Regions from separate parts of the Homo sapiens genome. Here all the other regions are linked to region 2. Evidence: read pairs that join two places in POLR2A ChIA-PET (ENCODE). Cell type or tissue: HepG2. All regions are shown on one strand. Links, peaks and the distances in the headings refer to the core of each region. The heading gives the core; the rest is flanking DNA.

Region 1 (6,855 bases), core at 1,192-6,191, 150 kb before region 2:
GCTGGGCGTTGTGGTGTGTGCCTGTAATCCCAGCTACTGGGGAGGCTGAGGCAGGGGAATTGCTTGAACCTGGGGGGCGGAGGCTGCAGCGAGCTGAGATCGCGCTACTGTGCTCCAGCCTGGGAGACAGAGCAAGACTCAGTCTCAAAAAAATAAATAAGTGAAAATAATAAAAATAAAGACAGCAAAGAATTGAGCAGTGGCTGGATTGGGCTACAGGATCAAGGGTGGATAAGAGGCGAGAAGTAACAGTGTGTTTGTGTGCTGGTGGGGCTACCCAGGAGGGGTGGGTCCAGGAGGGATCCAGGAGTAGTGGGATCTGGTGATCGGGGACAGTGAGTGGACAGCTTTAGATACAGTGTCTTTCAGTAGGCAAGAGAGGATGGGATGCTGGGCCTAGGCAGGAGAGTCAGCCTGAAGGGGAGCTGTGTTCATGTGTCAGGGGGACAGAGCTGGAGAAGGGGACTCTTCCCCAAGGTGGTGACAGCCTGAGCCTCTGGGCCCTGCCCTGTGGCCAGGCCTCCAGAGAATGGGGCAGCTTGGGCAGGATTCTCCCCAGTCTCTGAGACTCCTGTGCCCCTGTTCTTCTCCAGGTCTTTGTCTCAAGATAATTCAAGTTAATCATGGGAAGCTATCCCATGATAAGAGGCTAGAACAAGAGTGCTGCTGTATAATTTTTCTATTTTTTTTTTTTTTAACATTTAGGGATTTGTTTCAGCCTTTAAAATAAGCAGATAAGGATTGAAAACACAGATAAGGATAAAAAAACAGATAAGAGGCTGAGCACGGTGGCTCATGCCTGTAATCCCAGCACTTTGGGAAGCCAAGGCAGGCAGATCACTTGAGGTCAGGAGTTCAAGACCAGCCTGGCCAACCTGGTGAAACCCTGTCTCCACTAAAAATACAAAAATTAGCCGGGTGTGGTGGCGCGACCCTATAGTTCCCAGCTACTTGGGAGGCTGAGGAGGAGAATCACTTGAACCCGGGAGACGGAGGCTGCAGTGAGCTGAGATTGCACCACACTGCACTCCAGCCTGGGGAACAGAGTGAGACTCCATCTCAATAAAACAAACAAACCAGAAAAGATTTTTAAAACATAGTTCACGGAAAAGGAAATGGCTCTTAAACATAATTTCCCACAAGAGAAGTAAGTATACATTCAAACTACGCTGAAATACCCATTTTCTCCAAATTGGCAAAGTTCAGAAAATTTGCTAACAGATTGCATTGGTAGGGGTGTGGGTAAGTGCACTCTCATTCATTGCCGGTGGCTGTGTAAATTGGTACAAACCTTATGGAAGGCAACTTAGCAATATTTATCAAAATTACAGGTGCACAAAGGATTGGGCAATTTCTCCTCTAGGACTTTTTAACTTATCAGAAAAATCAAGTATACACAAGGTGATTCGTGGCAGCCTTGTAACAGCAAGAAGATTGGGAAGGCTGGAAACAACTTAAGTGACTATGGGTGGGGGACTGGCGGAATAAATACGGTATTTCTATACAATGGAAATCATGTTGTAATCCAAGAAAACAGAAATGTTCTTTATGCGGCTGCTTACAACTCACCGATCCCAACCAGTTAACAGATTTCTTTGCTCCTTCTCCACTCCCACCGCTTCACTTGACAAGCCTTTAAAAATAAAAAATAAAAGAAAGGTCATGTGCTGATAAGGAATGATCTCCAAGACAAAGTGAAAAATGCAAGGAAGTACTAAGCTAGAATCTTTGTAAAAAATAAAAAGAGAGGCTGGGTGTGGTGGCTCACGCCTGTAATCCCAGCACTTTGGGAGGCCAAGGCGGGCAGATCATTTGAGGCCAGGAGTTCGGGACCAGCCTGGCCAACATAGTGAAACTCTGTCTCTACTAAAAATACAAAAAATAAAATTAGCCAGGCATGGTGGCACACACCTGTAATCCCAGCTACTTGGGGGGCTGAGCTAGGAGAATCGCTTGAACCCGGGAGGTGGAGGTTGCAGTGAGCCAAGATTGGGCCACTGCACTACAGTCTGGGTGACAGAGCAAGACTCCATCAAAAAAAAAGAAAAAAGAAAAGAAAAAAGAGGGGTGGAGAGTAAATATACAGGTATATATGTAATTGCCAACACACATACATATAATTTGACAAATTGTATTTTAAAGAAAGCAAAGAATTGAGCAGTGGCTGGATTGGGGTACAAGATCAAGGGTGGATTGAGAATTGAGATGAGAAAAATAACAGTGTGTTTGTGTGCTGGGTTGAGGGGCTGCCCAGGAAGGGTGGACCCAGGAAGGATGGGATCTGGCCTATTTTATATATATATAAATGTGTGTGTGTGTGTGTGTCTTCCTGGAAAAAAATACACAAGAAACCAGGGTGGGGAACTGGGTAGTTGAATGACAGAGTGGGCGGGAGGAGAGAGATAAGGCAAGCTAAGTAGAAACAAACACAGACGGTAAGAGATAGCATTTAACAAACAGCACTCCACACCGCCTACTTCCTGTTCCCTTCCCAATACTACTACCTCTCCTCTTCCAGATAGACGCGTTTCAGGAATTCCACCTATAAAGTCTGAAGGGCATTTAAACTCCACTCAGTAATTTGACCATCAACTAGGCTAAGTGGGCAAGAGGTGTGCTGGGGTGAGAGCCCCTGGGCACACGGGTATGTTTTTTCTGCTTGAGATGGAGATGGAATTACCAGCTCAGGAGACAGTTTACAACCAATGATGCCTCATTCCTGTTTTCAGTCTGTTGGCATTTTAAAAATATTATACATTTTTACTTTCAAACACTAAGAGCCACCGACACTGTCTTTGGTCATTTGTGAGAACGCTGTTGATATGATAACTAGATTAACAGAAAAAAGCTGAGGGTCAAATGTGAGCTGATGAAAAGTTGACAGGATGTCTCCCTTCCCCTAATACCTCCGCTTTTATTAACATCATGGATGTCATCTTCTTTTTTTTTTTTTTTGAGACGGAGTCTCGCTCTGTCACCCAGGCTGCAGTCCAGTGGAGCAGTCTCGGCTCACTACAACCTCCGCCTCCCAGGTTCAAGCCATTCTCCTGCCTCAGCCTCCCAGGTAGCTGGGATTATAAGTGTGAGCCACCACGCCTGGCTAATTTTTGTATTTTGAGTAGAGACGGAGTTTCACCATGTTGGCCAGGCTGATCTTGAACTCCTGACCTCGTGGTCCACCCAAAGTGATCACTCCTGACCTTGCCCTCTCAAAATGCTGGGATTACAGGCGTGAGTCACCGCGCCCAGCAGATGTCATTTTCTAAAATAAGACAATGGTTGAAGTGTGTGGCCGCTAACTCCTGTGCTGAGCGCACTGGGATGGACCGGTGGGGGAAGCCTTTGCTCAGCCCTGGACCACCAAGGTCTCTGCCGGGCTGCTCTCCCCTCGGCCTGCTTGCGTGTGCAAGTCCACGGGCACACGTCCTGCCTTCATGTCTTGGACTTTAAACACCCTGGGCAGCTGGCCAGGCCTTGGTTTTGTTTGCAGAGTTGCCTAATCTAATATTGGTATTTAGCAAACAAAGCCCAAACAAGGGAGAAGTAGGCCCCTCTTGCCTCTTCTGAGCTTCCAGGGCTCTCCAGTGGACCCAAGAAGCACCGTGAGATGCCCCACAGTTTCATGGCCAAATAAAGAAACTTGAGTCAACCTTCTCTGTGGTTAACAGGGAATCCTCAGAGCGGGTGTTTTGGGTCCAGGCCACCCCATGCAAGGAATCCTGCTAGGAGAAAATGGGTCACTCCTAGTGGGGCTGGCCTGGGGCAGACTGTGGGGTGAAGAGGGCTGGCCATGTGCCCCTGACGCCCCTTCCTCAGATGCCCGCTGCTCCCCCGCATCGTAGAGCCCGTGGGTCTTGCATTCTTGCGGCGGCAGCTCCCCCGTCTTCTCACAGCTCCTGGCTCCCTCCTGTCATCCAGATGTGTGTTCCACGGAGCTCTAAAATTAAACAGATGCATCTGATAGCGACCTGCCCTTCACCCAGCAAGACACTCCCGAAGCACCAAAGCCCGTAGGTGGGCATCATCATGGTGGCCATTTGGGCCATGGTTGGAGATCCTGGAGGGCCTGGAGCAGAGGGGCCTTCCCTTCCCACAGGGCTCCGACCAAACCCGCGTCCCCTGGCATGGCTGGTTCAGTTCCAACCCTTGTGCCCTTTGAGATCACCTCCAGCCCGCGCTGGAAAGTCCACTCACCCGCCCTCCTGAGGAGCTCATGCGTATCCCAGGCTGCCACAGATGGTGACGCTGGGGAAGAAAGGCAGGTCATGGGCTTGGGCCACAGCTGCTTCTCGTGGACTGGACGGAGCAGGTGACGTGTCGGCCAGGAAGGAGGAAGGAGGCCCTCTCGGCCACGGACAGGCTCCAGGCTCCTCACATCAGGACCCAGGCCCTGCCCTCCCCGAGGGCCCAGGATCCAGACGCTTCCAAAAGTGCTCTCCTTGCATTTCCTGACCCGCCTCTACCGTGCTGTCCAATCTGACAGCCACCAGCTACAGCGGCGATGGAGGCGATGGAAATGCGCCTATTTGGAGTTGAGCTGTTCTGTAAGTGTGAAACAGGCACCACATTTCAAAGATTTAGTGCAAAATCACAACATAAAGCATCTCATTAACAATGTTTTCTAATGATTATACATTACATGATAATGTCTTGGACATATTGTCTTTAATTATTAAAATTAACTTTCCATTTCTTTTTCCTTCTTAAAAAATGGGTCACCTAGAAAATTTTATTTTTATTTCTTTTTATATTTATTTATTTATTTATTTATTATTTTTTGAGATGGAGTTTCACTCTGTCACCCAGGCTAGAGTGCAATGGCGCAATCTCGGCTCACTGCAACCTCCGCCTCCCAGGTTCAAGCAATTCTCCTGCCTCAGCCTCCCGAGTAGCTGGGATTACAGGTGTGTGCCACCACACCTGACTAATTTTTCTATTTTTAGTAGAGACGGGGTTTCACCATGTTGGTGAGGCTGGTCTCAAACTCCTGACCTCATGATCTGCCAGCCTCAGCCTCCCAAAGTGCTGGGGTTACAGGCGTGAGCCACCATGCCCAGCCTATTTATTTTTATTTTTTAGTGACAGGGTCTTGCTCTGTTGCCGAGGCTGGAGTGCAGTGGTTCGATCTCAGCTCACTGCAGCCTCTACCTCCTGGGCTCAAGAAGCCTCAGCCTCCCTAGTAGCTGGGACTACAGACATGTGCCACGATGCCCAGCTCATTTTTTTTTTTTAATTTTTAAAATAGAGACAAGTTCTCACTATGTTTCCCCAGCTGGTCTTGAACTCCTGAGCTCAAGCAATCCTCCCGCCTCAGCCTCCCAAAGTACTGGGATTATAGGTGTCAGCCACTGCTCCCAGCCTAGACAATTTTAAATTACATGTGTGACTTGCATTGTTTCTTTGTTTTTCTTTTTGGATACAGAGTCTTGCTCTGTTGCCCCGGCTGGAGTGCAGTGGCACCATCTCACTCACTGCAACGTCCTGGGATTACAGGCATGCATCGCCATGCCCAGCTCATTTTTATATTTTTAGTAAAGATAGAGATGGTGTTTCGCCATGTTGGCCAGGCTGATCTCAAACTCCTGGCCTCAAGGGATCCGCCTGCCTCGGCCTCCCAAAGTGCTGGGATTCCAGGAGCCCGGGTGACTTGCATTATTTCTATGGGACAGCGCTGGTCCACTTGGTAACGGTGGAAGCCATATTTCTCAGAATCCACTTCCTGTAGGTCTCAGGGCAGAGTTGTCAAGAGGGAAGGCACCCGTGATTTGAGAGGCAAAGGTGAGGCTGGCCTTGCTGACCAACACTGACCCCAGGCCGACCCCAGGCCCACCCCAGACCCACCCCAGACCCTTTGCTGCAAACTCACAGAAGACACCTCCCAAAGACGCCCACCCCAGCCCCCTCGGCAGTCCTCCTTGCCCTCCACCCCCGCCACAGCTGGGTGAGGCCTGACTCCTAGAATACATCCTTTATTCCACGACAGACCTCATGGTTCTGGCTCCCTGTTGAACCCCGTCTGATCCCCACCTCTCCTGGGCCTCTGGAGGCCGCATCCAACACAGCTGAGAAGGTGAAGGTTAAGGTCTCAAAATACAGCCGGCCGCAGCTCAACAGCAAGAGGCCTCCTGCCCAGGCCTCTAGGGTTCCATTTCCTCTCCTTCTGCCCACCACCCCTGGCTATTCTCTCTCCCCTTCACTACCCACTTCCCCTCCTCTCCTCCCTGTCTGCTGGCTCCTTCCTTCCAGTCCACAAGCAGCTCAACTCCCTGCTGCTTTTAAAACACCAACATGGCAAAAACCAAAACCACCCTCCCTCCCACAGTCAAATTTTAAAGATACATCTACACTCCCTTCTTCACCTTTGGATCCTATTTCAACACCAGGGACTGGCTTCTGGCCCACATCCCAGAGCCGCCAGGGACAAGGCCACCAGTGGCCTCATTTCCCAATCCCCGGCCTCTTTTCAGTCTTGCTCCACATGACCTCAGAGCAGAGGTGGTCACTAGTCCCTCCTCCTCTGCCCTTTTCCCCATGACACCCCCTTTGTCATCCCCATCACTGACCCTTCCTGGATCCTCCTCCCCTGGCAGTTCTTACGTTGACATTTCCCAGGGTGCTGGCCTTAGACCCCTCATTTTATGCCCCCTCTGGGTAAGGCATTCACGCCAGGACTTATTTAAACTACTGTCTCCCCCGTCTCTACTAAAAACACAAAAATTAGCCAGGCGTGGTGGCACATTTCTGTAGTCGCAGCTACTCAGGAGGCTGAGGCAGGAGAATCGCTTGAACCTGGGAGGCAGAAGTTGCAGTGAGCTGAGATCGCAGCACTGCACTCCAGACTGGGCAGCAGAGTGA
Region 2 (6,855 bases), core at 1,182-6,181:
GTAAAATTCTAAAAAACTGATGATCAAATAAATAAATTCACAATATTTAGACCTTACTTCCAATTCCTGCTCTGTATCTGGATTCTTTAATTTCTGCAGCTCTTGTTCGGTGACAGGAAGTTCATCCACTTCATATGAACGGCTGCTTTTCCGGTGGCAGAAATCTGTTATCTGAAGTCAAATAAAACACCACAAGAAGATGATTCACTCTTCCTTATTGAAACCTATTCTAACCCAGAACAACTGTGTAGGTCAAAAGTCATTATATAATCAATAATCCTATGGAAGCGAATGGTTTCCAAAGCACTGGTAAGGTAAGATTTGTGTAATAAAGAAGCAAACTTGGTTTCAAGTCTGCATGGCAAACTCAAGCTATACACCTTGAGAGCCTCACGTAGTGGGGTTAGATATCTGCAGATGATCTCAAATTATAGCTCAAGTCAAAATATGCAAACCTCAAGATCACTGCATTCATTTTTGCCTTAAGATTGTTTTTTAAAGTGGTATTGTGAGCCGGCACAGTGGCACACACCTGTAGTCCAAGCTACTTGCGAGGCTAAGGTGGGAAGATCGCTTGATCCCAGAAGTTCAAGACCAGCCTGGGGAACATAGCGAGACCCTATCTCCACAAAAAATGAAAAGTAATTAGCTAAGCATGGTGGCATGCACTTAAGTTCCAGCTATTCGGGAGGCTGAGGTGGGAGGATCACCTGAGCCCAGGAGTTCGAGGCTATAATGAGCTATGATTTTGCCACTTCCCTCCAGCCTAGGTGAAAGAGAGTGACATAGCTAAATAAATAAATAAATAAATAAAAAGTGGTGTTGTGAATTGTGATGCACTATCTCAGAGAGCTCATTGCTACATTCCAACATCTTTTTTTTCCTTTGTTCTGATTACGCTATGACCTAATAAACCCTTATCCCCATCACAGATCTCTCCCCTGGGTTTCAGAGCCATAGTTACAATGACTTATGGACATCTTCACATAGATATCACACAGTTACCTTAACTCAACAAGTCCAAAACCTAACTCCTCCCTTCCTCTGCAAGTCTGCTCCATGTTCATCCCTTAGTGATCTGGATTATCATCCTGTGAGTTGCCCAAATCAGAACCTTGGAGGCCATTACTGACTCCTTCCTCTCCCTCATTCCCACATTCAGTCACAAAATCTGCCTGACTCTACTCCTAAGTAAGCTCTCATTTCTATCCATTTCTCTCCAGCCTCCTCATGTCCACCCCTGCCACTTCTTCCAGTTCAGGCCACCATAACCCTTCATTTACATTAGTGCAAGAGCCTCCTACCTGGTATTTCACTATCTCCAGTCTTGCCCCACTCTGCTTCTCTACATTGCAGCCAGAGGAAGTGATCTAAAACAATTTTCTAATCATGCCATTCCCTGACTCCTTGTTGCCTTAGAAAAACCACAAATTCTTTAGTATGTATCTCAGACTTTTTATGATCTGGCCCCTGCTTCTATCTCCAGCCTTCTTTCTTACCACATTCTGTGTGCCACTTGGGCTGAGGATCACTCTGCTACCTGTGGGCCTTCACTAGTCAACTTCCACATCGTATGTCATTTACTTCCTATGTTTATTGGTCAATGATGGTCCATCCCCACTAGAATGTAAGCTCCAAGAAGGCAGGGAGTTTTGTCCGTTCACTGGTAAATGTTCCGTACCTAGACCTGTGCTGGCTCAAGTAGCTGCTCAGTAAATACCTGTTGATGAACATGCTTATTACTGAGGGCACAGCCCCTCCACCTGTACCTTTCTATTTGGCTAATTCCTTTCAGTTAAACTCTAGGTCTCAGTTTAAGTACTACTTCTCTTAGGAAGCTCCCCACCCTCTAAATCTGGGAATACAAATCCTTTCCATACACCCTCCACTCCTACTCTCATTAACACAATATTTTAATTATCTGATTAAGGATCTCATATCTTCTTGTTGTTAATGTTATTAAGATATTATGTTATTAATAATAATTAACAACACTATTAATATGCACTGTTAACATTATCTTGTTTAAATCTTATACTTTTTTAGGTTACCACATATTTCATTGATACTTTGTTTATACTTTACGCTTATCTTTTTGTTGTACTTTAGTTCTTGTAACAACTTTGTGAGGTAGATCCTATCCCCATTTTACAGATGAAGATACCATATCTTCATATCTGGCATAAACATGTTCAATAAGTATTTGTTAAATGAGTAATCATTGGGGGTGGAGGAAGTACAGAGTTTCACATCAGCTCTTATGACAAATTATCACCTGGAGTGCTCTAGTTGGTCCATCTGGGATGACTCTGATGGATAACATTCCAGAACCAGGTCTCATTTTTTGATTAATAAATTGTTGTTCAGGTGGAACTGGCCCCAAAAGCTCCATGGAAGTGTCAGGACCAAGAACAACTTCAGCTCCATCAAACAAACCAGAAAGTCCTCCTTTGGCCTAAAAGACATTGGAGTAGAGACATGTGAGAAAAGACAGAGGCACTGACTTTGACAAGTTAACACATCATTTCAAACAAGTTCCTAAATTTACATTCTCCTCTGGAGGGTCATGATCAATGTGCAACAAAGCCTTTACTATTTGTTCAGCTTTGCAGATGATGAAAAACAGGAGAATTACTTCAGTAAGATGAAAAGTTATGCTCATAAATTTTGGTAATTATGAATAAGAGATAATTTCATGCATAGATCAGTTTAATTCTGCCTTTTACTAGTACTAACTTCTTGTCATTAAAATAAACTTCTAAAAAAGTAGCCAAAACTAGCTGTTTCTTTGAGTATTCTTACTAGGGTTTGCTTAAAAATCTGAAATATTCTGAAAATAGAAAATAATTATTATAATCATTCAGCTTTCCAGTAAGAGGAAAATTCTTGAGTTGAAAACCTCCCCAAACAGGCCTATGGCTGGACAACCAATCCAAATACTCAAAAGATGGTGTTTCTTCTAGAATGGAATACAGAGTTGAGAATGTCACCTGATACCCAGTTATTCAGGCTGTTAAAAGAAAAACTTCAAGCCAGGCGAGGTGGCTCAGCCTGTAATCCCAGCACTTCGGGAGGCCAAGGCGGGCGAATCATCTGAGGTCAGGAGTTTGAGACCAGCCTGGTCAACATGGTGAAACCCTATCTCTACTAAAAATACAAAAATTAGCCAGGCATGGTTGCAGGCAACTGTAATCCCAGCTACTCAGGAGGCTGAGGCAGGAGAATCGCTTGAGCCCGGGAGGCGGAGGTTGCAGTGAACTGAGATTGTGCTATTGTACTCCAGCCCGGGCAACAAGAGCGACACTTTGTCAAAAGAAAAGAAAAGAGGAAAAGGAAAAAGAAAGAAAGAAAAAGAAAGAAAGAGAGAGAAGAAAGGGAAGAAAGAAAGAAAGAAAGAGAAAGAAAGGAAGGAAGGAAGGAAGAAAGGAAGGAAGGAGAGAGAGAGAGAGAAAGAAAGAAAGAAAGAAAGAAAGAAAGAAAGAAAGAAAGAAAGAAAGAAAGAAAGAAAAGAAAAGAAAGAAAAAGAAAAAAAGACAGACTGACTGACTTCAGCCGAATTAAATTTAAAGGGGTTTAATTGAGCAATGAACAATTCACAAATCAGGCAGCCTCCAGAATCACAGCAGATTCAGAGAGACTCCAGGGATGCCTCGTGGTCAGAACAAATTTATAGACAAAGAAAGGGAAGTGATGTACAGAAGTTGGAAGTAAACAGCTGGATTGGTTACAGGTTGGCGTCTGCCTTATTTGAACACAGTCTGAACACTCAGCCATCTGTGAGTGGTGGAAGTATGGCTGCTGTGACTGGCCAAGTCTCAGCTATTGTTACAGGCACATACTCCTAAGTAAGGATTTCAATCTTGCCTGCCGATTACTCTAGGTTACAGTTGGTCCACAGGGATTCAATTATAGAAGTACGGAGTCCTTCTCAGGCCATATTTAGTTTGCTTTAACAAGGCCTTTGGAGGAAAACACCTTGCTACATGCCCCAAGTAAATCGAGTCTACAGGATTATGGCTGTGGGAAAGCAAACACAAGGCTAGAGAAGACAATGGCAAAGAGTGTCTAAATCCCCTTTGTTAACTTTTAAATATTGACTCATGAAAAGCAAACTTTGAGCAGGGTTTATAGTACAGGTTTCAACACAAAGAAAGCTTTTTATAGCTATTATAAGTTTAGAAAGAAAGAGCATATACAACCTAATAAGAGCAGTGTCAGAAAATGTTTTAATGTCTTCAATGACTTTATTCAGCATAATAAGATTGAAACAAGCTTACTTCCCTAACCAAAACACATTCTGCTCTGCTGAATACTGTTATTATACTGTCACTAACAAGCAGGGAAATGATGAAATAGATTCACAAAACAACAAACACCAAAAAAAGATTTTAAGGAAGAAAATGCTCCAAGAGCATTGGAATTACATGGGCTTTAGAAACAAACTAGAAGTGAAGTCAGGGTCAGACATGAAACCCACCAATTATAACAAGCCCTCTTTGCCTCTAGAAGTTTGAATTGTATTGCTAATTGAAAATCACAAATCCATTCCAGATGTGTGCTACATATAAGTAAGCAGCTTGTCTTTGATGAAAAAAGCTCAGGGCGATAGAGATAAAGAAAATAAATCTCACCAAAAGCAGTCAGAGGCTCCTTACAGTTTTTGCAAACTGCCCTGGAGTACAATCTAAGTACACTCAGAGTTCTCTATCAAGAGTCTGATAGTCTCCTGTTTCCCTTTTGTGTAAAATCCCAGGCTGGACAGAACTGCACACACAATTGCAGGTGCTAGTCTACTGCATGTCCAAACCTCCTAGACACCTTCCTACTTCTCAGACCCCTGTTCTCATTCCCAGCCTGAAGCCAGAAAGGGCAGAAAATCCAAACCCTTGGTAATTTGCCAAACACATATTTGCTTAGAAAGTAGCTGGGAGTTTATCATGAGGTAGACTGGCTGAGGAGGAAACTGTCCAGCAATCTTCATTCTGACATTTGCTACAGCAATTCAATGCTTATTTAGGCCAAAATGAACAGAATCAAGAGCATGTAGATGCCTGGCGAATGCTCACCATGTCATAGAACCCTTTACAGAGGACTTGCAGCTATGCCATTAACTTCCCAGGTCTAAATCTAATTCATCTAACTTAGTGCTGGACTTTTAAAATTACATAGGTAATTTTTTTCTTTTTAAAATTACATAGGTAATTTTTTTCTTTTTAAAATTACATTGGTAATATATGACATCAAAGAAAAAGTCCAGGTAAGCCATGAAAAACATATCTTATCATCCAGGGCAATCACTCTTAACACATGTATTGCATACCATCTCCAAGAACTTTTCCCATGTAAACATACACAAATGCGGGGCTGGGCGCGGTGGCTCACGCCTGTAATCCCAGCACTTTGGGAGGCCAAGGCGGGTGGATAACGAGGTTAGGAGATCGAGACCATCCTGGCTAACATGGTGAAACTCCATCTCTACTAAAAAATACAAAAAATTAGCCGGGCGTGGTGGCGGGCACCTGTAGTCCCAGCTACTCGGGAGGCTGAGGAAGGAGAATGGCGTGAACCCGGGAGGCGGAGCTTGCAGTGAGCCGAGATTGTGCCACTGCACTCCAGCCTGAGCGACAGAGCAAGACTCCACCTCAAAAAAAAAAAAAAATACACAAATGCACAACAAAACTCTGACTTCCTTTTAACTAAAATGGAATAGAATAAGTATTGCTCTGTAACTAGTTTTCCCACTGAACAATTCATCATGTATAACTTAGTAGAGACTTTGTTTCAAAGAAGGCTCAACCACTGCTTGCTGCAATTGGGGATCAAAAACGACTGACCTGGACGACCAACCCATGTAACCCACAGGTCAGTTTTCCTTCTCGGAAACTCCACGTCTGAGTTGTGCTTCGCCTGCGGTCAGGCTTTCTCAGCATCAGTGGCTCGTATCTGGAAAACGGAATACACAATGAACCATGAAACCTCCGAGTCAACTGTTTCACGCCTGAAGGGAACATGAGGATGATGGCTTTGCTCTTCTTCCTTCTAATGCCCTCCACCCTTAAAACTGAATGGGTAGTTAGCTTGAATCCTAGGGCAGTTAGGTATCTCTTGATAAGAAAAGAGGAATAAAGCAAAATGGAAAAACATGAAGAGGGGACACAAAGTAAGACATTAAAGATTTCATAACACACAGTAATATGGCTTCTTGCATTCTCAAAACGGCAACTTACCATGCAGTATGGAAGGAATAGCTGCTAAATACATGTAAAATCTTTCCAACAGTCTTTTTTCTGTTGTATTTCTAAATTCTTTTCTGTTCTAACTTGTAAGTCAACTAAAGTTTTTCTGGAAATAAGGTATTAACTGAAAACACACTGATTTTTATGGAGAAACTAAGGCACAGGCAAATCAAGTAACTTATTCAAACTTAAAGAGCTAATTTGAATCCAAGGATTTATTCATAAAAATACATCTGATTATTCTCTTAATAATTAATTTCTGCTTTTGAAGGATTTGACAAAGTTATTAGGAAGATGTAAAAAAGAAACTACTTCCTCAGAATAAGGACGGACTGGAATTTGGGTGGAAGAAATAATCACTTTTCACATTATACCCATTTTATTGTTTGAAGTTTCTTAACATCTGCATGGGTATTTCATCAAAGCTTAAAATATTTAAAGGGAAAGCCCAATACTCATATTTGGGAATATGACAGGTTTTTGTCATTGAAAAAAATATACATTTTTACTTTATTTATAGAACTCTTAGTTTTTGTTGTAGATTTCCTCTGAGTCTGAATTTGAAAGCAATGAGCTTGAATCAAAAGTTGCCTAGAAAATTACCTGTTGTCAGTCACTG
Region 3 (6,855 bases), core at 563-5,562, 94 kb before region 2:
TGCCCTCCCTATTGAATGGACAGAGTTCCCATGGGGCCACCGGCCTCGGACAGTGAGAACTCTGGGCTCACAGGCCACTCCGTGGGGCGGCCTTCCACCTGCTCTGTTTTAGCACCTGGGCGTAGCTGTGGAAGGCCAGAAAGCAAGGCTATTAACAGCTTTCGAGGTGATGGGGAAGGAAAACGGCATCATCCCAAGCTTGACAAGAGCACTCCACGGCCGGCATCTGACCCACCTCTGCCACCGATGCGGCCTCCTTGGAGACAGGCAGGTTTCCTGTGGTGTCAGCCCTGTTTCCTCCAGCAACATTATACCACAAACAGAGAGCTACTCTGAAGAAAGCACTAAGGTGTCCCGTTTCTGGCCGGGGGGAGGGAGGCAGACTGCTTTGCTTCTCCAGAGAGAAACATCACCGTGCCTTGACCCTCTCTAGACAGCGTTTCTTCCTCTCCCCAGTCCTGAAAAGCTGTTTGAAGAAAAGAAACGTGCAGGCTTTCCTTTATGACCTCAGATGGGCAAGTTCTGAATGGCAGCTGGTTCTATTACATGCAGTGTGAGAGGGTTAAACAGGACAGCCTCGACTCTTTATAAACTTTTGCCCTGTGGATATGCACTCATTGGCGGCAGTACAAGACTCGAGCTGTATTACACGCCTTAATGATATGGTTCAACTGTCGGTCAGGCTTGGGCCTGGCATTGGGCCAGACCGCAATCAATGGGACACAGAACCTCCCCCTTTCAGATCATCACGAAGGCTCATATTATCTCCTTTTCGTCGTGCTGGTTAAATTTATGGAGCAGAACCCTGAAGCCGCATTCCTCGGCCTGGGCCGGCCCACGCGGCACTCCCTCCCTTTGTTCGGTACTGTAAGCCAGCCGTGCTTCGGAGGACTACAGGGTTGTTAGTTCAGGCACTGACTGTTTGCTCATGACTGAAGTGAAAAGAGTTCAGGGGAAGGGCAAAAGGACAGCCCAAGTGTAAAACCCCATCCCAGCAGGCCCTGGGCCCCTATATATAGGCCCCGAGCTGCTCCTGAATGTCACATTTCACTTTGTTCTCACAAAAGCAAAATCTTCAGTCTGATCCCTGACGAACCTTCCATAAAACAGCTGCTGAGTCCTCCTACAGTGCACCCCCACTTGAACTCCTGGATTTTCTGGGGTGCCATGGGAGGCAAGATTGCCCTTAATACAACCACACTAAAAAGGAGACAGATCTCTATAGCTATCTGCTAGTCCTTCCAGGTTCCACAGGAGATGGGAATGCCAACCCTGGTTACTAGCTGGTCTTATTTTTAATGTAGAAAAAAAAAATTTATTTTTCGGTCTTTGGCTATAAGGGAGGGATACGTGAGTGCTGTATGTGAATGCATGTGTGTGTGCACAGGAGGGAAGTGTTTATAGGGGATTTAGTCTTATGGAATCAAATAGGAGAAGGTCCCAAGCATTAGACCTGCCGAATCTATCCATGTGTTCTCATTAATGCTCTGATTAGCATCCAAAGTGTTAAACAAGCAGCTCACATGGGCAGGACTTCATTTTAGTTTTAGAGTTTAGCCCAAGAGGAGGGCTTTCCTGGAATGTTCTAGAGTGGCACATTTACAACTCACTACAGAGGACGCCACTGGAGGGCTGGAAAGGCAGGTCATCGCGGAGGTGAATCCAGGCTCTCCAAGTGATTAACTGTGAGTCTATGGTTTGTCACATCGAGCTGTTGTGTATTAGTGGGTCCACCTGTAAAATGAGGCTACTGGGTTGAATTTTGGAAGTCTGAAATGATTACTAGAACTCTTCTAACGAAGGCCCAAGCAAAATAGAGAAAGAAAGAGTAGGAGGAACATAGAGAAAAAATCCAAAACCAAAAACAAACCAAAGGTATAAGAGGAGCAGGTGGGAAAAATGGCCTCTGAGGGGTGAGCCACTGCTGACTTGATACGTGTTTTTCTGGTCAGTTTTGTCTTCACCCATCTTGATACTAAGAGTTGGGCCCAAGCTTGTTAAAAATAAAAACAGAAATCCCATACTAGCAACTACATGCCCACTGGCACTTTCCAATTCCGGGCAGAAGCAGACTTCTTTGATGGGGTTCAGTGAAGCCAGTGGTCTGTTTCAAATCAGACCCTAGTTCTATCTGCAGGTGAAAAGTCACGCTTCCTCCTTCGAAGTTAAGCTATGTATTTCTGAACAGAAACTGTAAATATACTCTCGGATTTTCCTCACAAGGTTTCCTTGTCTACTGTGTTTGGAGCTGGTAAGTGAATTTGCCATTCCGAATCTTAATTTAAAGCCCCTTTTGGTGGTGGAGGCAGGGTAGAGAGGAGGTGCCACGGATCACAGAAAACCATCTCTTGTTATATCCCTCTTGTCTATGCTTTTGTATACTATTTGTTCTGGTTTGTTTAAAATATAGTGTTATAGAGAACCACTTAAGCTGGGAAATAAAAGGCAACAAAGAGGTAGGCTAAATTTAGGAAATTTTCAAGAAAAATGTGTAATCCAGTCAATCTGTCTCCAGTTATTCATATACATGTTCAGGGTTCAATTAAGTCTTTAGTCATAATATGCCACATCTCCCAGGACAATCTACAAAGCACTTGCACTCACATGATCACGCAGGTTACATTAATACACGTAAATGAATCCAGTCTCCATTAGGCGTTGAGTGTGTAACACGAGGACTCCTGAAGGCCTACTTTGGCCCATCATGAGCCCAGATGCATCAGGAGTCTCTGATATATTAAAATTTGGAAAGCTGGACCTACCCCTGAGAATGAGACTTTAATATGGGCCAAGACAGACTGAGAACTTATAAACTCAATGCCCCTGCTTCCTGTTGACTTTTTCTATCTCAGGATCACTTTTATGACAATATTCCAGGAACATGCAATTCTAAGTAAATAAACTGGCCAAACTCTGAAAATGCAGGAACACAAGTTGCTTACAAATGAGATGTAGAAACCAGGACAAAGAGAGCTGCCATAGCAGACTCACTGGTGTGCACGCTTCTCTCTTGTACATTCTGTGGTTTGCCTGTTCCACGAGCTATGTGACACTGCTATTTACTCTAGCACTGTGGCCAAGGCTAAGAAGTACTCATCTAATATGGGTTTGGGAACTAAAAGGAAATATGTTTTGGAATTTACTTTTTCACACCCACACACCATTCTTGTACAAAATGCCTCTGTCAAGGTGTTTTTTTGTTTTTTGTTTTTTTTTTTTTAAACATTGATTTCTTGGCCATCAGCTAAAAGAAACTAAACATTCAAGTACCTCCACGATGACTGAGCATGCGGGAAGTGGTTTATTTACAACAGGTTCCCTGGACATTTTATTTGATGTATGCTGTCCTGACAGACTCCACCCATGTGATCAAGCCTGCTATGTATGTCTGGGGCCACTTTGTAGTTTTCCCAAAGGTGAAATCAGAGGGAGGGCTGAAGTGGTGACAAGGCCAAATTGGCTACAGACTCAATCCCTTGCGGGGATGAGATGTAACTCACTTAAATGGTGCTAAGTCCAGCTGGGGATTAGGCTAGGGCCACAACCTGCCAAAGAATACTTTAGGTACACTACAGCTGCAGATTAACCTAGTGCTTTTTTATTTTTAGAATCCATTATCGGGCTGCCATATATTCTGCATGGGCTTTTTCTTCATTCTAATATCCAGCTTCCTCCCTGATGGCAGAGCCAGCCCTAGGAAGGGAGCTTCCTCTGTGCCACTCCTCCAGGAAGTTACACAACTAGTTATTCACCTCAGCCATGCAGACATGACCAGGGCAAGGATGACCCTCTCCCCCTTTGTATGGGGGAGAATGACCTGAGATGGGGATATAAAGCTGTCTGCACAAGGTCACAAAGCACAGTAGCATCAGAGCTGGAGTCAGGGCTCTGCTCTTGTGATTTGCAATCCTGTTCTCTTGCCAAGGGGCCAAGCTGCTTCCAGTACCCAAAGGGAACATCCAATAGCTTATTTTGATCACAGAGAGTTGAGTCAAGAAGGAACTGATCCTATGCTGACAAACTGAATGAATGTGAACTGCTGCCACTTCCGCACAATACATCAGGACGAGGCTCCATGCTACTCTGTCAGCTCCACCACTGCCTTTGGGAAAAAGAATAAAATCCCATGAATCTCTCTAAAACTTAAAAAAAAAAAATCTGCATTAGTATATTGGGCTTTAATAGGGTTTTTAAAAAATCTGTCACTACAGTGCGTTGTACTTATCATATGTTCTAAGAAGAGCCCAAGTCGCAAATGAATTGCCTGTGGCCTGAATGCTATTCCCCCAAGAGCTACCTCCCTTGCCTAAAGGATACCCAGAATTTCCTAGGAGGCTCAAAAGGCAACAGTTAAATTTCGGGAATTAGGACAAATGGGAGGATGAAGTTTGAAATGAATTACAAAGGGAACATTTATAATCTAGAAAATGTTCATTTTCAAAGGCTCAAGGCATTACGATAATCCACAGTTATCGATCTTGTATTTTCATTATGCAGAAATCGTGAAATAAAAGGTGCATGATGAAAGCAGTGTTTGAAAGGGCCCATCAGACTTAGCTAGAAATGAAAGAAATAGTTTTTCCTCTTAAACGCTTAGCCCTGAACTTTTTTTTTTTTAACAGACCTAGGGGACCCCGACCTACATAATAATATTGTTGTGAGATTGTCCTGGTGGGAGTCAGACAGATCAGCCCTCGACAGTTCCAAGAGCCCCACTGAAAAGGAATCTGATTCTACAATTTAAAACCCTTAAATAATACTGAACAGTGGACTGTCATGCGTCTGGAAAATATAACCATTTTTGAAGAATGCTTTCCAAACCACGTAATGCTTTTAAAGCTGTTTATCAAAAGAGCTGGATGAGCCACGGTGGCCTGAAACAGTTTATCAGCTGTTACAGGGTCGCATGCCCCATCCTAATTTCCTTAAGCACTCCATCATTCTCGGTTGTCCTAGTCTCGGCAGACAACAGATGCCAATGTTTGGAGACATTTGCTACATAACTTTTACCCGACAAACCTGGCTCCAGGACAGATTTCCATGTCATGTGGGGCTTTTGGCTGAACTCTGCTCGAACCCAGAGGCATATCATTTACAGCAGACACTAACAATAGTTTGGGGTCACCTGCTCTTCACAAGTGGGTTCAGAGCAAGTTCGTGGCCTCTGCACACCTTTTCCAGTGCGGTTCCCACACACAAAGGCTCAGAGCCCAGGAGAGTCCCTCCACCCAGCAACTCAACCAGGTTTGGTGGCCTGAGTTCAACTGTTCATTTTGTGTGAAGAAAGAGAATGGGAAGGACAAAAGCCCAGCCAAGCACATGAACTCCTAGTCCTCACACTCTAGCAGGTGGTCAGCAAGAATTCGGGGACAGGGTTGAATTTAAGTAAGAGCTAGGGACACAATCCCTGTTTCACCTTCACACAACATTCCAACATTCAGGGGAGAATATTCACACTGACACCATTTCTTGAGCCCTACCTGCATGCCACATGCCAGGCTGAGTGCTTTATATACATGATATAATTTAATCCACGTAACCACCCACCGAGGTAGGCATATGACTCAAAGGAATCTCATCTCAGAGAGATTAAGAGGGGAAAAACTTGTTCCAGGTCACAGCCAAGCAGCAGCCCAATGACTCAAACCCAGGGCCAACCGACTCCCCAGTAGGCCTGTTTACCCTCGCACTGCAGATGCCGGAAGCAGCCAGTGCTGCGGAACCCCTTCTTGCTTCCTGCAAATGCGTGGTTTCTTTTCACACTGACTGCCACGTTGCCCCTTCCTATTTCTTTTTCAGAACTGGGGAAGAACCTGTGATTTTACGTCCTTTCCACATCTTTTTCTGAAACAAGCGCTTCTCTTTGAAGAAAGACCTCTTGCCCTTGGAGTGTCAAGATAAGAAAACTTTCAGCAACTTCCCTTGGAAACTACAAAACACCCATCAGCACCCAGGATCTAAGTACAGTCGCTCCCCAGCTGCTGGCCCCTCTGAATAGCTTTTATGGTTCAATGAGGGGTGGTGACAGGGCCATGTCACTACCGTAGGGTGTGCTATTTCTTTCATGTTCCTGGGATCTGACAAGAGCCTTCCACAACCTGTTTCTTTACAACACACAGAATGAGAGATTAAAGACCAATACCAGACTCAAAGCAGGGGCTGGGACTGGCAACGGCTTCTCACCAGATGTATTCTCAATCTTTCGGGGAAAGAAGAGCCACAGACTGCCTGAGCAGATGCTGTGCAAAAGCTGCTGTGATGCCTAAATGAGATAATACATAGAACCATGGCTGAATGGATATGGGTTTCATAAAACCACACTAATTCAGAGCCACTAGTTGGGGGTAAAGGGGAAAGAACACCAAGAAAGGAAACACAAATTAGTGAAAAGTCTAAATTATAGGACTTCTGATTAAACATGACAGATCTAGTCCAGAGACCCCTCTAAAGGGAAAGCAAAGGGATACAAATGGCACAAATCCAAAAGGATAAAGAGAAGGTGTCAACAATATTTTAGAAGCTGAAAAGCAGATGGACACGTGGCGCTGAAATGTAAGCCTTGAGGGAGTGGAAGCCACAAAGCAGAAAGCTAATTAGGATGGTGGCCTCCACTGCATTTCAGAAAGATGGAGGCAGCAAGTAGCTCTGAAGGCCTGGAGCATAAAGGAGAAACAGATAGGCCTGGAGTGAGGTGAAAACAGGAAGATTGGTTAAAAGGCTGCATGGGAAGCAGTTAGAGCTTCAGGTCCCCTCTCTCATCCCCATTCAGTTTTGCTCCTCTCAACAGGAGCCCAGAGTCAGCAGGTCCCCACTTGATCATTCCACAGTAAGGCCCCCTCAGCCTCAAACCAAGAG

The links. ChIA-PET counts read pairs that join two places held together with the same protein. Peaks named below come from ENCODE experiments on the same cell type or tissue, not always from the same donor. Only the 100,000 strongest peaks of a DNase experiment are listed, where the experiment ranks them.
Region 1: POLR2A ChIA-PET joins it to region 2 with 20 read pairs; 5 of 35 experiments call an interaction of 5 or more read pairs at or near these places.
Region 3: POLR2A ChIA-PET joins it to region 2 with 11 read pairs; 7 of 35 experiments call an interaction of 5 or more read pairs at or near these places.

What each region holds. Positions count from the first base shown.
Region 1 is chr1:12,525,132-12,531,986 of GRCh38, reverse strand. LINC02766 (long intergenic non-protein coding RNA 2766) reads right to left here and starts at 6,434. Exons shown (of 3, transcript NR_187319.1): 1 at 6,360-6,434; 2 at 4,195-4,542; 3 at 2,895-3,937. In HepG2, for the core only: no CTCF peak of the experiment used is centred there; DNase peaks (open chromatin) are centred at 2,436, 3,406 and 6,066; H3K4me3 peaks cover 464 bases.
Region 2 is chr1:12,378,576-12,385,430 of GRCh38, reverse strand. It overlaps VPS13D (vacuolar protein sorting 13 homolog D), which reads right to left. Exons shown (of 70, transcript NM_015378.4): 56 at 6,840-6,855; 57 at 5,835-5,943; 58 at 2,276-2,455; 59 at 58-171. Among named protein-coding and RNA genes, the nearest start is that of SNORA59A, 130 kb to the left of the region's middle. In HepG2, for the core only: no CTCF peak of the experiment used is centred there; DNase peaks (open chromatin) are centred at 4,000 and 4,890.
Region 3 is chr1:12,472,254-12,479,108 of GRCh38, reverse strand. The region is part of intron 67 of VPS13D (vacuolar protein sorting 13 homolog D); the gene reads right to left. Among named protein-coding and RNA genes, the nearest start is that of SNORA59A, 32 kb to the left of the region's middle. RefSeq lists enhancers at 1-504, 505-1,362 and silencers at 721-1,015, 4,921-5,215. In HepG2, for the core only: no CTCF peak of the experiment used is centred there; DNase peaks (open chromatin) are centred at 828, 3,008 and 3,388.